Regions from separate parts of the Mus musculus genome. Here region 2 is linked to region 1. Evidence: chromatin loops called from intact Hi-C (ENCODE). Cell type or tissue: heart. All regions are shown on one strand.

The links. Peaks named below come from ENCODE experiments on the same cell type or tissue, not always from the same donor. Only the 100,000 strongest peaks of a DNase experiment are listed, where the experiment ranks them.
Region 2: it touches region 1 in a loop (2.0-fold over the local background); 4 of 42 quality-filtered maps call a loop at or near these places.

The regions. Positions count from the first base shown.
Region 1 is chr6:84,636,865-84,644,864 of GRCm38, reverse strand. All of the region lies in intron 20 of Exoc6b (exocyst complex component 6B), which reads left to right. Among named protein-coding and RNA genes, the nearest start is that of Cyp26b1, 47 kb to the right of the region's middle. In heart, a CTCF peak has its summit at 3,693; DNase peaks (open chromatin) are centred at 4,124 and 6,484; H3K4me3 peaks cover 319 bases; H3K27ac peaks cover 740 bases.
Region 2 is chr6:84,733,731-84,741,730 of GRCm38, reverse strand. The region is part of intron 20 of Exoc6b (exocyst complex component 6B); the gene reads left to right. Among named protein-coding and RNA genes, the nearest start is that of Cyp26b1, 140 kb to the right of the region's middle. In heart, a CTCF peak has its summit at 4,608 (motif pointing right); no DNase peak of the experiment used is centred here.

The DNA.
Region 1 (8,000 bases):
GCACAGGGTCTTTGGTGGAAACAAACTTAATTTCTAATATAGTAGAACACTCACATTTCCTGGTAGCAAGGAAGAGACCTAAGAGAATTTTAGGGAAGTCCTAAGAATAGCAGACTTTGCTTCCCTTGAAACCTAAATTTTTGAAAAACGATTTTGTTTAGAATAACTTACTATATTTGTTAATGCTTACATTTGATGGAGGGAGCAAAGTTGCATAATTGAAAATATTCCAAGCCCTTCAGAGATCAAGGGTGTCTATAGCTCACTTCCTCTGAGCTCATTTGATAAGAGTTTCTAGAGAGAAGAGAGAGGAAAACCTGTGGCTGCAAGGCCAGAGTAAAGAAAATGTGCTTCTTAATGTCTGATAGTGAAATGAAAGGTTTCTAGAAAAAAACAACCAAAAGATATGAGGGGAGAGGAGAGCTGCAGGGTGCAAGAAGCCCCCCTCCCCAGGGCCAAATTCGTTTGGAGGTGTAGAGCTAAATCTAAGGGACTAGGAAGGAATTGGCATGAGATCTGCCATTTTATTGGGTGTGCTGACACACCCCTATAATCCCAACACTCAGGAAACTGAGGCAGGACAGTGGAGAATTTGGTTCAGTTGGGCCATATAGTGAATTTGAGGCTAGTCTAGGCTGTATAACATGGGGTTGGGGGAAAGATCAATATAAGCATCTTTGGTCACTTTGTAGCCTAACTATCCTCACTGTACCATTTGAAAGTATAACGTTTCACAGCAAATAATTTAGGTGGTATTCCTACTTAAAAGTGTAGCCATTTGAAAACATTTTGCAAGCCATAAAGCACTATCTTAAGTACAGCAGGCTACAACCTTCTTTCCAGTGTGTCAGTATTTACAATTTATTCTCATGATTATTGTTGGCATTTATGATTTAGGAAGAGAAGGAAGCACAAGATCTTATGGTAGAATATTATACACCTAAAGCTTTTATGAGTGTGCCCCTTTGGTATTTCTAACAGAAATAGGTTCTTTGAGGAGTATTTCTGTTCCCAAACACCCATGACACCTCCTAATGGGAGTATAAAATCTGGAGGGATAGTAATCAATGACAACCCAGATCTCTGACTTCAAATCCTGTTCTTAGGGATGTATTGCCATTATCAGTCCTCACCGTTGGTGGCTTTTGTTCAGCACAGCAATGTGAAAGGCACTGTTCTGAGTACTCAGCCTGCACCACAACCTGATAGGTGTACTATCCCCATCCTGTCCTGTAGGGGATGAAGCTGGATCACAGAAAGTGTAATACATCACTGGTTATGTTGTCACTGCACTCAGGAGACTGGAGTAGGCCAGCAAGTTCCAGAGAGGGAGGGAATAAAGAAGAAAGAGTAAGTAACTTGTCCAACGTCATGAAAGTGACTAATGGAAAAGCCAGGAATCTACCTCAGGCTGCCTAGATCCAGAACCATTTACCCATTGCATTATACTGTCATCTCTTCTGATTGTGTGGTATGTATTTTTTGTGTTTATGTTTGTAAGCATGCAGTGGAGCCAAAAGTGTCTTTCTGATCCCATCTCCACCTTTGAACAGGGTCTCTTACTGAACCTGAAGGTCACTGATTGGCCTGGCCAGTCAGCTTTAGAGGCCTTCCAGTTTCCACCCCACCCATATTGTCATCTTTGATGGAATTATTAAAGAAATATGCAAAGATATATTTTACATGTTTCTATCAAGGCACTGGATAATAGAGAAAAGGACTGGAGGGAAATATTCATTAAAAAGGGATGTGTTCAGTTTAGATAGCCATTAAAAGCAAACGATCTGAATCTTTCAAAATGATGAAGAAAGATAATCTACATTTAAAAATCTGTATACAAAATGCATCCCTACTGCATAGTCTACATGTGTGTGAAAGGCACCACGCTGCGCTATCTCCCTACATGGGAAAGACATGTTGTATTCAGGGAATAGGCTTTTGTCAGCATGTATAATGTACTCTATTTTGGGTAAGAAAACATTCTTTTTTTTATTAGATATTTTCTTCATTTATGTTTCAAATGCTATCCCAAAAGTCCCCTATACCCTCCCCCCACCCTGCTCCCCTACCCACCCACTCCCACTTCTTGGCCCTGGCATTCCCCTGTACTGGGGCATATAAGGTTTGCAAGACCAAGGGGCCTCTCTTCCAGGTGATGGCCTACTAGGCCATCTTCGGCTACATATGCAGCTAGAGACACGAGTTCTGGGGGTACTGGTTAGTACATATTGTTGTTCCACTTATAGGGTTGCAGACCCCTTCAGCTCCTTGGGTACTTTCTCTAGCTCCTCCATTGGGGGGCCCTGTGTTCCATCCAATAGATGACTGTGAACATCCACTTCTGTATTTGCCAGGCTCCGGCATAGCCTCACAAGAGACAGCTATATCAGGGTCCTTTCAGCAAAATCTTGCTGGCATATGCTATAGTGTCTGGGTTTGGTGGCTGATTATGGGATTCTTAAAAGCCAGACATGAAGTTGTTGACATTCATTATCCCCTGGAGATAAAATTATGAGTGGTCACTTTCTGTTATGCTTTTGTGTTAAAATGTTTTCTAATTTTTAAAGCATGTACGTTTCTTACAGAAGTGCACAAGAAAACTAATAATTTTAATAGAAGAAGAAACACAAAAGCAGTAGAATATCAAGAGCTTTTTGTTAGTTTCTAGGACTTTAGACACAATACACACACACACATACACACACACACACACACATATGGTGTGGGCCTTGGCCCTCAAAGAGCTGACATTTATTCTGGAGGCTACAGACTCAAAATAGTCAGGTTTCTCTGGTTTACTGATATCGTCAGTTGTGAGGGACAAACAGAGGAGTGGGAACCTATGTAAGAGCACTTTCCATGTATACAGATGGGTTCTGGGTTCCTAGAGGAGGTGGGGCCTTCAGCTGGCTCTAAGGAACCATGGGGGAGCTTAGTCTGACTGACATAAACTCTGGTGCATTATTAATTCTGTTTTCAGAATTCTACTCTTAGACACTCAGTTAAGCCATTGGCTGCCTTCCTTATGTAGACAGACCCTCTCTGGGCTTTGGGGGACACTGCCTCGCCAGCTATGGTGACAGTGAGCTTCTTAAGCACTCTGTCACTGCCATGGAAGTAACCAGAGACAAGACAACTCATTCCAAAGGTGGCTTTTCTGGCCAGTTCCTGTCACCTCAGTCTGGGCTTCCTGACCACTTTTTTTTTTTCCAAGTCTTTTGGATCAAATAGAATACTCCCTAGTTGTAGAAGTCTCATTGTCTCACAGGTAACACAGGCTGGTTGTAGGCACCTCTTGGCTTTGGAATTCTAGAGAGTTTAGCAAACTTTCAGTGAGATACTTTTGTTTCTACTTTAAGCATAAAATAATGGATCACAGAAATAAATGTTCTTGGGTTATCTGGTCAGCTGGGATGCTTCCTCTAGAACATGGTCCTCTCTCTGTCGAAATGTCTCAAATGCTCATAGCAGCTGAAAGAAGAAAACGCTTGCAGCCTCCTCTTTCTCACCTCTTTCCCTGTCACTTTCCTGAACTATGAAGCAAGCTCAAGGGAAAGTATTCCCTCTCTCTCAAGGGTCCCTTCAGGGCAGACCAGTTCGAGTGTCCCCTGTGAACTTTGAGGTTGTCTAGAAATAGGGCCTTGATTACCACAGCTCTGCTGCTAAGAATGGGGCTCTGCAGCCCTCTAGAGCTCTGACTCCTCTCCTGACCAATATTTCTCCCTTTCTTTCTGGGACACCTATGCCTTGTTTTCTTCTTTGTTCAGAACCGCAAAAAGGAACTGTTTGTTTGACTATGGACTTCCTTTTTAAACTCCCCCACTGTTCCAAACCCATTGCTCTCTTCCTCTCCCAAAGAAGAAAGGAAAGCAAGCCACAATAATACTTCTGTAAATTTATGGCCACTCTGTAATGTTTAATCACATCTACGTGACTGGGGCCTTCAGAGCAGGCGCACAAGTTCAGCGCAAGGTGAATCTTGTGTGAGATAATCTGAAAGTTCATTCAGAGGTGAGGGCAGCGGCCTCTAGCAGACAGCGAGGTTAACAGGAGGTCACCTCCCCCCGCCCCCCTTCTGGTCTTCTCCTCTACAATGTGTAAACAAAAGGGAAATGTAACTTCCAATGAACCTGGCATATGTTGTGCTCACACTAATCTTGGCCCAGCCAACTGTAAACAGTCCAATCTCCTGTGACTGAGCCTTTCCACCCATTATTTGCCTGCTAGAGATGAAGAAGCACTACAAGAGATTGTAGACCAGCGCTACGTGAGCCAGCTCCTGGAACCAACCTTGGGAAAGCAGGGTTAGCACCAGAGGTGATGTTTGCTGCCAGGCACTCAGAGCTGGGTCAGGACACCATCCTTCTGTGGTGCTCTCAGTCCCAAGTCAGCAGGCCTCACTGAGTTCCTTCACTCCCTACCACACAGCTAACAAGCAAAGACAAAAATGGACATGCCCTCAAATTGCTCACAGCTGAGCGGCAAAAGTATCTGTGATATAACTGAAACAGGAGGATGGACAGGAGCTGTGCTGGCATCAGAAAGAGCTGAGGACAGTGTCTGCACAGGATGCAGACACTACCTCCATGTAGGGCTGTGCTACAGTGTTCAGCCCAATGCAAGTTCATCCATTGGGTGGAACTCTGTAGTTCAACCCACTCGGCCAAGAGAATTCTAAGTATATAGAGGCAGTTTTTAATGCCCAAGGTTAGGAGTATTCAACAGTTGACCCTGAACAGCCTAAAGAAAAAAAAAATAGGGGTGTAGACAACCCTCACTTATCATCAGCCCTGTGCCCGGAAGTCCAGAGCTGCTGGGCCAGAACTAATCTATATGGGGAGAGACTTCTGCTGTACTTCAGGTCTAACTTCTTGCAAATGGATGCATAATGGGTGCTTCCAGACTAGATGAAGGCTCAGCAAATTGTCCTGGGCAGTATATTAGTCAGCGTTTCTGTTGCTGTGATGAAACATAATGACCAACAGCAAGCTGTGGAGGAAAGGGTTTATTTGGCTTACACTTCTACATCATACTCCATCACCAAAGGAAGTCAAGGCAAGAACTCTAGGCACCTGGAAGGAAGACATGATGCAGAGGCCATGGAGGAGGGCTGTTTACTGTCTTACTTCCCATGATGTGCTCAGCCTACTTTCTTATAGAACCCGGGACCACCAGCCCAGGGATAGCACCACCCACAAAGGTCTGGTCCCTCCCTGCTTGATCACTAATCAAGAAAATGCCCTACATTTATGTTATGGAGGCATTTTCTCAGTTCATATTCCCTTCTTTCAGATAACTCCAGCTTGCATTAAGTTAACATAAAACTAGTTGGCACAGCAAGTATTTATCTTGAGTTAGCTTCTAGAACTCCTTGCTCATTAGCAGCTATACATAAAGTATAGAGTTTCATCATTTAGCTGTTGCTGATGGTAAAGGAAGTCAAAAGTACTGAACATCTAAAAAGACACACCCTTTAGCTGTAAAATCTCCTGGTTATTATGTTTGGTATCTCTCTGGGATCAGAAAATAGAAAACACACACACACACACACTTTCCTAAATTCCCATGGGTCTAGATCTGTGTATAGGTAGAAGCAGAGAGAAATAGACTGATATGACAGTTTTATAGTCTTCCAAAGGATACTAGGCCAAATAAATAGCTAGTAATTTCAGATAGACTATTGTACCAGCAAATGAAATGGTTCCCAGAGACTGGAAGACGGTTTTTGAAGATCTCTTCAAAGTATGAAGGATCTGACAGGAGAAAAGAAAAGAAGTCTTTCTAAATCAGAAAAAGTATAAGGTGTGGGGATGCTGCTATCTTCAGTGTCTGTACTGTCGTCTTTGCTGGTGCAGGCTGACATTTGCTAGATGGCAGGCTCTATAGAGCACTTCATCAAACCAAGTTATTTCCACTTTAAAGAAGTTGGTAATGGGTCCCAGAGCACATGAATTATGAGAAAGTATTAGAGGCATGAGCTGACTGCAGCCCCTAGGCAAGGTGTCAGAGATGGCCTCAGAACAGCTTTCTAGGACAGCATAAGGGAAGGCTTCATGGCCACCTGAACACCCTCTATCTCCACCTCAGAGTTGTGAATCATGCAGGGACAGGAATTGAAAAGCTAATGCAGAAACTTAGGTAAAGATGACATCTTCAAGTCAGAAACATGGACTGTCATAATATGGAAAGGACTAGACAAAGTGACTACCTAGAATAAGATTTTCCAGTTTTGTCTTGGTCTGTACTTTGTGTTGACTTTCTTGTAGACATGAGAGAGATCACAGGGGAAAGTATAAACTGTTCATCCTTATAGTGTCTAAACTTGGGATGCTCTCTTAAACCTCTCTACTGATGACCTGGCACTTGCTGAAGTCCTTCCTTAATGAAACTCAATTCCCAGGAACAAGTCATGTGACAAATGGTAATCTTCAGTGTCCAGATGGCTCTGGTCCAAAGAACATGGACAGGATGGAAAAGGGAGTTGTAGCCTGGGTGAGAGCCAGGGGCTTGATTTGCTGTTACATTGAAGCAGAAGTCAAAGAGGTTCCTGTCCCTGTTAAGTTCACAAAGGGCAGTGGAACCTTTGATTAATAATGACACCTCTGTGGTGGCTATGCTGACAACTGTGATAGCCAACATTCAAGTGTGCTTTCACTTACTGTACCTCTTTCAGGTCCTAATTTGATGGGAACGGGTTTTTTTTTTTAAAAAATTGGATATTTCATTATTTACATTTCTAATGTTTTCCCCTTTCCAGGTCTTCCCTTCAGAAACCCCCTATCCCATCCTCCCTCCCCCTGCCTCTATGAGGGTGCTCACCCACCCACCTACCCACTCTGGTCTTCTTGCCCTGGCATTCCCCTACATTGGAACATCAAACGCCCTCAGGCTCAAGGGCCTCTCCTCCCACTGATGTCCAACAAGGCCATCCTTGGGGGACAGGTTTTAACAGAAATTCATTAAATTTATGATTCAGAAATCCCTAGTGACTTAATGAACCTCCATAACGGGCCATGCTCTAATGAGGAGATAATAAATATACCGATTAAATGCTGGATCAAGATCCTCATACCTTCAAAAAGTATACATGCTTACTGCTCCAATCACATAAGAAGGTAGAGTCAGTTCATGTGTACAGATTTCTTCTCAGACTTCTGAGAACAAGTGGTTTAAAACTCTCCCATCCCAAGTTTCTTCTTTCTCCTAATTTCTCCTACCCAGCTCAGTTGCCGCCTAACAGGCATGTTGCTCCTAGGAGAATTTCAGAGGCAATATAGTCAAAGAAGGAAGCCCTGAGAGCAGAGCTTATCCTGCCGTGCCAACTGAGCCTTCCATTCCTTAGAAGAGTCTTTGAAGATGGATTCAATCCTAAGGATTCTAAAGTGGGAATATAACCCTCACTTCCTACTGCAGAGGAGGGATGGCTTGTGTGCATCTTCATTCTGGTCAACACAGGCTTCCCCACTGGGTCTTTAATGTGTGTTCCTGTGTGTTCTCTTCCAAGGATAGAAGGACCCTTTTAGTCTACTCACTCAGGTCTAGGTCTGGACTGATACCTGCATTTTCCTTGTGTCACTTGCTATGAATCAAGTTCAGGAGTTGCTTACAACACTGGCCTGACATTTTTACATCATACAGTGTGGTGACAGTCTTCTTACCACACTCACCTAACCTGCTATCTGCCCTGAGTGCCAGCAGACATTAATTACATTCCCTTGCCACTCAGAACACACTTGGGCAACTCTTCACCAGAAACAAGCTGAGAAGTATATTGTAGTGTGCTTTGATATTCTTATATCCTGGAGAGTACTATTTAACATTTTGATGAATAAACAAATTTGGACTGATCAAAATGGATAGGTCTAGAAATTATAAGGATGGATAAAAAGGTAACCTGTGGAAAGTTATAGTGGTGTGTGTGTGTGTGTGTGTGTGTGTGTGTGTGTGTGCGCGCGCGCGCACATGATATAAGAATCCATAACAGATGCCAAGTAGTCATG
Region 2 (8,000 bases), 97 kb before region 1:
CTTTGTAGCCCCAGCAGTTACTTTCAATCTGCATTAAATGTTTTTAAAGCTGAATGAACAAGCCTATGACATTGCATCAGATCTCCTGAATGAAGCTTGTTGGCAAGGCACTTCCACACTGAGCCATCCCAAGATATCTGGGCTTTTTTTAGAGTGAGCTGGGGATATTCCCTCTAGGGCACTTATTCCCCAACTTCTTCCCTGCATCTAAAGTAAACACAGTGCATTTCCATTGCAGATGCAGGGCTTGCCTTAAAAACAACAGTAGTGTCTAAAGAGCTGCCTGTCCATTTCTTTCTGGTTGTGGAATAGATTATGGTGCTATTTCTGTTAAGGTAAAAGGAATCAGTAACTTGAGTTAGTCTCCACTTAGAACCAGAAAACAGTTCAGAAACCTTTGTCCAGCTTCACTTCCTATTTTCTATTGTGTCTTGATCCTACTCAATAAAAATTTTGTTTTGAAATAAAATATCTATTTCTAATGAACATTATGTTATTCCTAAAATGAACCTTCCCTCTGTTAATTATTTAAATGCTAGTCTTAGTAGAAAGTCCACTTACATCAATGGATGATTCTGTGACCTACCACACATTAAAATATACTTTGATTCACAGGCTAACCATTCTAAACTACTGACTAACTGGGGGACTTTACCAGAGGCAAGTAGGAGTTGGGCAGCTCCATGTTTCAAAAGGCCCCAGGTGCAAGTTATCATTTCTTATCACAAACAAGAAGTTGTTAGCATAAAACTACCTCCCACAAGTGCTTCTTCATATTAGTCCTTCAACTGCTGGAATGTGAGGGACTTTTAGACAGTTTATAAGATTATATTTATTGTATTATTAACATTGTTGTTGTGAGAGGCTTTTAGACAGTTTATAAAATTATATTTATATCATTGTTGTTTATAAGATTATATTTATTATTATTATTATTATTATTATTATTATTATTATTATTATTATTATTGGCAGGCCCTCACCATGTAGCCCAGGTTGGATTTGTACTCTGGATCCTCAACTTCCTGAGTGCTGGAATTATGGAAATGCATTGCCATGCCTGGCACAAAGATTCCTGGAGAATAGTACTAGGGGCTGTATAGGAGGGGAATGAGTTCATGAAAGAGAGTCTTGGTGGTGGGCATCAGAGGGAAGTGTTAAGACCCCTTCATCAGGTGTCTTAGTTACCTTTCTATTGCTGTAAGAGCATGACTAAAACAACTTATAAAAGAATGCACCTAATTGGTGGCTTGCCTACAGTTTGAGAGGGTGAATCCTTGACCATCATGGCGAGAAGCATGGCATCAGGCAAGCAGGTACAGCACTGGAGCTGTAGAGGAGAGTTTAGAACAGATCTACAAATTGGAGGCAGAGAAAAGAAGCTGGGTCTGGCGTGGGCTTTTGAAACTTCAAAGCCCAACTATAGTGACACACCTCCTCCAACAAAGTCATAACTCTTAAACTTTCCCAAAACAGTTCCACCAAACTAGAAATTAATCAGCTAAATATATGAGCTTATAGGGCCATTTTCACTCAAACCATCATAGGAGGGAGCTGTCTAGGCCAATAATTGTGTTTGTAGAAGCCCTTCCCAAGCACTGTTGCTTGGCAGGGGTCCTTTTCAATTATGTGTGAATGTGAGTGTGTCAGCCTGCAAGTTCAGGCATCATCTGCCCCAGTCAAAAATAAATAGGTTGATAAATTGTGGACTATGAGACTCATATGGATAGTAGGTCTGGAAGGAAAGGTCTTGCTGTGTCTGACCCATGACCTATAGGCCACATAGGGCAGCTCTGAATGTGGCCCCACAAAAATCATAACTTGTTTAAAACTTTATGATACTTGTTTGCTATTGTTTGTAATCCAGATGTGCAGTTCTTCTATTTGAATATTTGATGGCAACACCATGTTATAATGCCAAAAGTGTGGGCACTCCTAAGCCTTAAAGCAGCCTGTCCTGGTAAAGACAATCCGCACCACTAAGCTAGGGCGTGTAGAGAGAGATGACAGAGCAACTGTGAAATCCAGATTGCGAGGTCATGGTAGCACATCTGACTACCTGCACATATCTCTCTGTTCTCGCTGTCATCAGAAGTCCTTCCTGCTGGCCATAATTTGTGTTGTGACATAGGCACAGCAAGCAGTTGAGTACAGATGCCAATTTCCAGATTCAGGAAGCATTATCTTATATTTACCATCATGCTTCACACCATTGAAGGGTGAATAGAATACAGTGAAGGTGACAGGGCCCTTCTCTATAGACTTGGGTTTTTCTAGCCACTCTGGCTTGAAAGCATGCTTTTCAGCTTTCTGCTCTTCCTGTAGTCACTCTTCGGGTAGTCCTGGTGCTTCCAGGAGATGTCACTTTCATTAGCTCATTTGTGTGTGTGCAGCCACACTTGTTCAATTTTAAGTACAGCTGCAGAACTTCCTGCAAGATCCCCAGGCAAGGATAATTATGCTATACTTTGCTATTCAGATTCTCAGGAAAGGACTTTTAGCTTGAGGTAACACCAACCTAGCATTAAAATGGTAACTAACTTCAACAAGGTGGTCTTTGGGTCTTTGGAAACAGTTTTTTTGTTGTTTTGATGAAATAATATGTTTTGCCGACACCTGTGCCCTTCAAGATTATGCCTCCTACATCAAAGGAAACTGATAGCAAATATATCCTGTTCCTTATGTGGTAGATCTTCATATGCTGCTTATAACCTTATAAAAACTATGACTGGCTCAGCATAGGTCATGATAGGGCACAGTGATGAGGTCTTTTTGTAGAACCCCCTTCTAAGCACTGCTGTTTGGCAGGGCTCCTTTTTGACTGTGTGTAAACCTGAGTGCCAGCCTGCACGCTCAGGAGTCACCTGCCAGTCAGAGACAAATAGGTTGATGAGGGAAGGACGTTTTCTGCTCAGTATCCTCTTGCCATAGAGGAGTACTAGTTACAAAAGTCTGTACAGAATTGCTTTAGGGAGGCTGAGAATTGAAGAAGAAAAACTGCTAGTAAAGGACAACTACATGAAAGCCATGGTAGTTTACCATTCGTTCATTCATTCAGTAAAGGCTGGGTCCTTGAAGGGAAACTGGAAGATCAGGTGAACTCTGCAATGTATCTTCTAGTGTTTGATTTCCTCAGATGATGAAGAGACCTACTTTCTGGCAGTAGGTCATAAGGCCTTGGTTCTTTGTGGGGTGGCATTTGGTAGATAGTTAGCTTTTGGCCTGTTTGATGGTTCTTCCTGTGAATCATTTGTGTGCCTGGCAACACTGCTTATGGATGTCTTATGTTATGGACCTTCCTAGGGTTCTTTTATTGTTTTAATGACAAATACATGATGACAGAAAGCCAAGTTCTTTTGGTTAGGTAGGTTAGGAGAAAGCTCTTTTGGGTGCCCAGAAGCAAAACAGCAGACTTTTAGAATATTTCCCCATGAAAAATCTGTTAGGTTTGGCCTTCTAGCTAGGGGGCCTCCCTAGTTATCATCTTCTTTTATTGCTTTCACCCCACCTGGCCATAGACAGGAGTTAGCTTGACTGTCCACATATTTTACTGCAGCTTGGAAGAGTACAGAAGACCTTTTCTACTGCGTGGTAGAACAGAAATTTCCACAAATGGATCTGGTCTGCCACAACCCTGGGATCTTTACATCAGCAGGGCCACCATAATTTACCTTGGGTGTGGTGATAGCATCACTCTCCAGACCTCCCTACCAGGTCTGTCAGCACAGAAGTCAGGGCTATATTCCATTTCTGATTGTGAGCAAAGCCCTAACAATCATAGTATAGAAGCTTCCTGGTGGCTTCTGCCTTAGTCCATAGAGTGTGTCACTGAGCTCCTTCTGCTTCATCTTAGATGCCTGGTGTCTTAGTTAGGCTTTTACTGCTGTGAACAGACCACCATGACCAAGGCAACTCTTTTAAGGACAACATTTAATTGGGGCTGGCTTACAGGTTCAGAGGTTCAGTCCATTATTATAAAGGAACATTATCATCAAGGGAACATGGCAGCATCCAGGCAGGCATGGTAGAGGAGGAGCTCCGAGTTCTACATCTTCATCTGAAAGCTGCTAGCAGAATACTGACTTCCAGGCAGCTAGGATGAGGGTCTTAAAGCCTACACCCACAGTAACACACCTACTCCAACAAGGCCACACCCACTCCAACAGGGCCATGCCTTCTAAAAGTGCCACTCTCTGGGCTGAGCATATACAAACCATCATACCTGGGGAGCCTGCAAGATAGCCTGAGGAATTCCACTATGTTCTGATTCCCTTTTTTAAAAAAGGCCAATTCAGGTGCTCTTCCCCATATTTAATACCTGGCATGTATATGCATACCTACAAATTTGAAACTTTGGGGTTTTTTGACACAGTCCCAACTTTAAGAAGAGAGGTAGGAGATTCATCACAGATGTGTCTCCCTGTGAGCAGTGTTGGAGGTTGTGTTGACGCTAGCTGAGTGAAAGCACCGTGGTTCTGAATACTGACCTGAGGTCTGCTAGCTCTACTATCTAGGGTCAGACTGGAGAACACTCAGTCCAAAGAGGAAGCAGCAGAGCCAGGCCTGAAACTTGTCTCACACCTACATCACTGAATCTCTGACAGCCACTGGAGGGCAGCAGTGAGAGACAGCAAAGGTCTAGATTTAGGGAATTGGGGCATATTTCATTTTGGGGAAAATAAAACGAAACAGCAACAACAACAAACCTTTGCTATAAACTATTCCAAGCTCCCTAGACTCCTGGGGTGCAAGTGCCCAAAAGAATCCAGAGAGCCCTAACTTAAAGATTTCTTCTAGGCAAGTTCAGAAACCATGAATGGATAAAGGAATAAAGACTGGTGAGAAAGGAGAAGCAAATGGCTTCAGTGAAGGAAGGAAACCAGAAGGACAGTCTACATCCTTACAGTCCATCACAGGGTGGACAGAGCACCATGGTACAGCCACACTGTTTTGAGCTTAGTGTGCTTGCTTCCTGATGCACTAAGACAGTTCCAGACTCCATGGGGGATATCAAGACCTAAGGGGTAAGCTGAAACAGAGCAGTCATACAAACGAGAAAGCGCAGAGTAGAGTAGAGGAGCAAAGGCAAGTTACAAAGGTTGGTTCTCTGAGGCAGTGGACCCAGGAAGAAGGGTGTCCTTTCCAAGAGAAGATAACAGCAAGCAGGGGCCTGCAGAGGCAACAGGTTTGTGTATAAGCAGCCATACCCACGGGTGGACCATTTTTTACAGTAGCTCCTTCTTGATTATCCTGTATTATTTCTTTCCTGGTCTGTTGATTTCCAGGGATAAAACAACTCACTGAAGTTATAGGAAAAGAAAGATGATAGGACAGTCTAAGAGAACTCTTACTCTGAAGTAAAATCGAACTTGACTATGAAGCCTTCCTAGATAGTATTTCTTTGGAAAGACAGCTCTCCTTCCTCTGATACCCTCAGCACCCCCACCCTCTTTTAAATACTGGTAAAACTCACAGGAAATAACCAGTAGGGAAAAAAATTACAAAAACAAATACAAAACAAACAACCAAAAAAGCTTGACTCCTAGTTTTTATATAGCAACTGAGATATATTCAGTTAATCTAGAAACTCAATATCTGTTTTAGGAGGCCAGCAAAAGGCTGTGTTTCCGAGGCTTATGGTGGCCAAATGGTCAGCAGTGTCTCAAACCTCTTAGTTTAGGAACTCTTAATTTTTCTCTTCTCTGTGGTTGAGTATACTTTCTCGAACTTGTACTGTTGGCAAGGCAGCATGATGTCAAGAAGTTTGGAGCTGGGCACTTGTAGGTTACTAGCTGTGATATTTAATTAAATTATTGATCTTAAATGTAATTTTTGACCTACAAAACAAAAGTCTTTAACTTACAAAGTTTATAAGATTGGTGTAAGTATTAAGTAAGATAATATAATCATGGCATTTAATGCTTGGTTAGCGTATACCTGAGTTAGTAGGACTGTTACTATCTAGCCATTGTTACTCCTGTTTTATGGTGTCTGTGTAGGCACAGCATCTACAGTCTACATCAGGCGACCCCTTTGTTGCTGTCTTCTCATGTTCCGAGACTCCTGGTGAGTGAGAAATTGAGAATAGCAGCTATTAAATGTTCTCAGCTCTGCTAAGCACAGTGATGACTGAAAAGAACATGAATCTGGCTTTCTCTTGCCTATAATCAATTACAAGTTGGTGGCTTTGGTTATTTGTGTGTGGGGGTGCATTAAAAGATATTTATTTAGAAAAAAGACAATTGCATATTAAAATAATTTTAAAGATATAAAGTAAAGCTAATCCCAGTAAAATTGTACTTTTGTGAGCCTCCCTCTGGTCTTTATTATGTGTGTATTATAATACCTGTGTCATTTTATTTAAGTTTTTAAATTTAACATAACAAACATTTTAAACTGTTTTAAAACTCTTAAAAATCAGTTTAGTGAAGGTATAATTTGTTTCCAATGAAATGTGTGGGGTTTTTTATTTTGGGTAAGTATACATTCTCCTATGAGCACCAACTCCTATGAGCACCAATTCTGTTGTGCATAGAATCTCTTTTGCTTCTCTGAAGTTGGTCCATCTCCTGGACCACAGGCAGTCACTCAAGTGTATTTTGAAAATTCTAGAGTTGATACTCTTTAGTGTACTCTGTCTGGCTTCTGTAGTTCCGCATGATACTTGGTGATGTCTTCACAGGGATAACTGTTTCAGTGGTTCTTCTTTTTATTGAGGAATTAAGTTTTTTACACTGATCTGTTATTATTTAGCTGTTAATCTGTTCATTTTTGTGCACATTGTTTTTGATTTGAACTATGTGGTAGTTTAAATAAGGATTATCCCAAATAGTCCCTGGCATTTGAGTTCTTGGTCTCTACTTGGCTGTGCTGTTTGGGTAGGTTTGGGAGCTGTAGCTCTGATACAGGAATAGTGTAGTGGGGTGTGGCTTTCAGAGTTTAAAGCCTCTTGTCACTTGCACTTCTCTCTGCTTCCTGGTTGAGGATGTGACTTCTCAGCTCCATGCTGTGGCTGCTTGTCTCCCTCTGGAATGATCCAAAATAACCTTCATCCATAAGTCACTTTGGTCAAGGCATTTTATCACAACCCCAGAAAAGTAACTAATTCAGGTCACTGTAAACAAAGTTGCTAAGATTGTTACCGTGGAAGTGTTCATGTGGATGTAGGCTTCATGATTAACCTTGTTCTTTTAAAATTTCAAACTGCTCTCTGTTAGACCATTTTCCGTTCTCACCATCATGAATAAGAATGCAGGTCGTCCCACGATCTGATTACCACTTCAGATCATACTGTGATCTCTCTGACATCACAGTTTTGTCTTTTCCAGCATGCTGTATGGTAGTTATGCTTTGATTCACTCAGCATATTGCCTTTGGAGTTTCCCCATACTGGGGCCTATGTTACTTATTCACTCATCGCTATCATCTAATAGTATGTATTCATATGTATGATCTGCTTACTCATTTACCGGTTGATTAGTATTTGGTTTACTTCTATGTTGGGGGTATTATGAATAAATCTATAATAAACAGGAGTATATGGGATTTTGAGTAAACATATATTCTTATTTCTTCAGAGTAAGTATTTGAGAGTAGAATTACTAAATCAATAAAAGTATATTTTAACTTTATCAAAGGTTGTTTATCAATCTACTTCCCAAAGAGACTTATTCATTTTGCATCCCTACCAGCAATTCATCGGGGTTACAGTCTTTCTATACCTTTGCAGGTATTTGATAGTGCAATGGTTCATTTTGACACTTTAAAAAAATTACTACATTATGTGTGTGAGTGTGTGTTTGTGTGTGTGTGTGTGTGTGTGTGTGTGTGTGTGTGTGTGTGTTTGTGTGAGCATGTGTGGTTGTTAGAGGACAAGTTCTTGTAATTGGTTCTTCTTCTACAGTACAGGTCCTGGGACGGGGTCATCAGACTTGAGAGCAGGCACCATCATTCACTGACCCATTTTATTTTTCTGATATTGTTAAAGTAAAATTTTTATC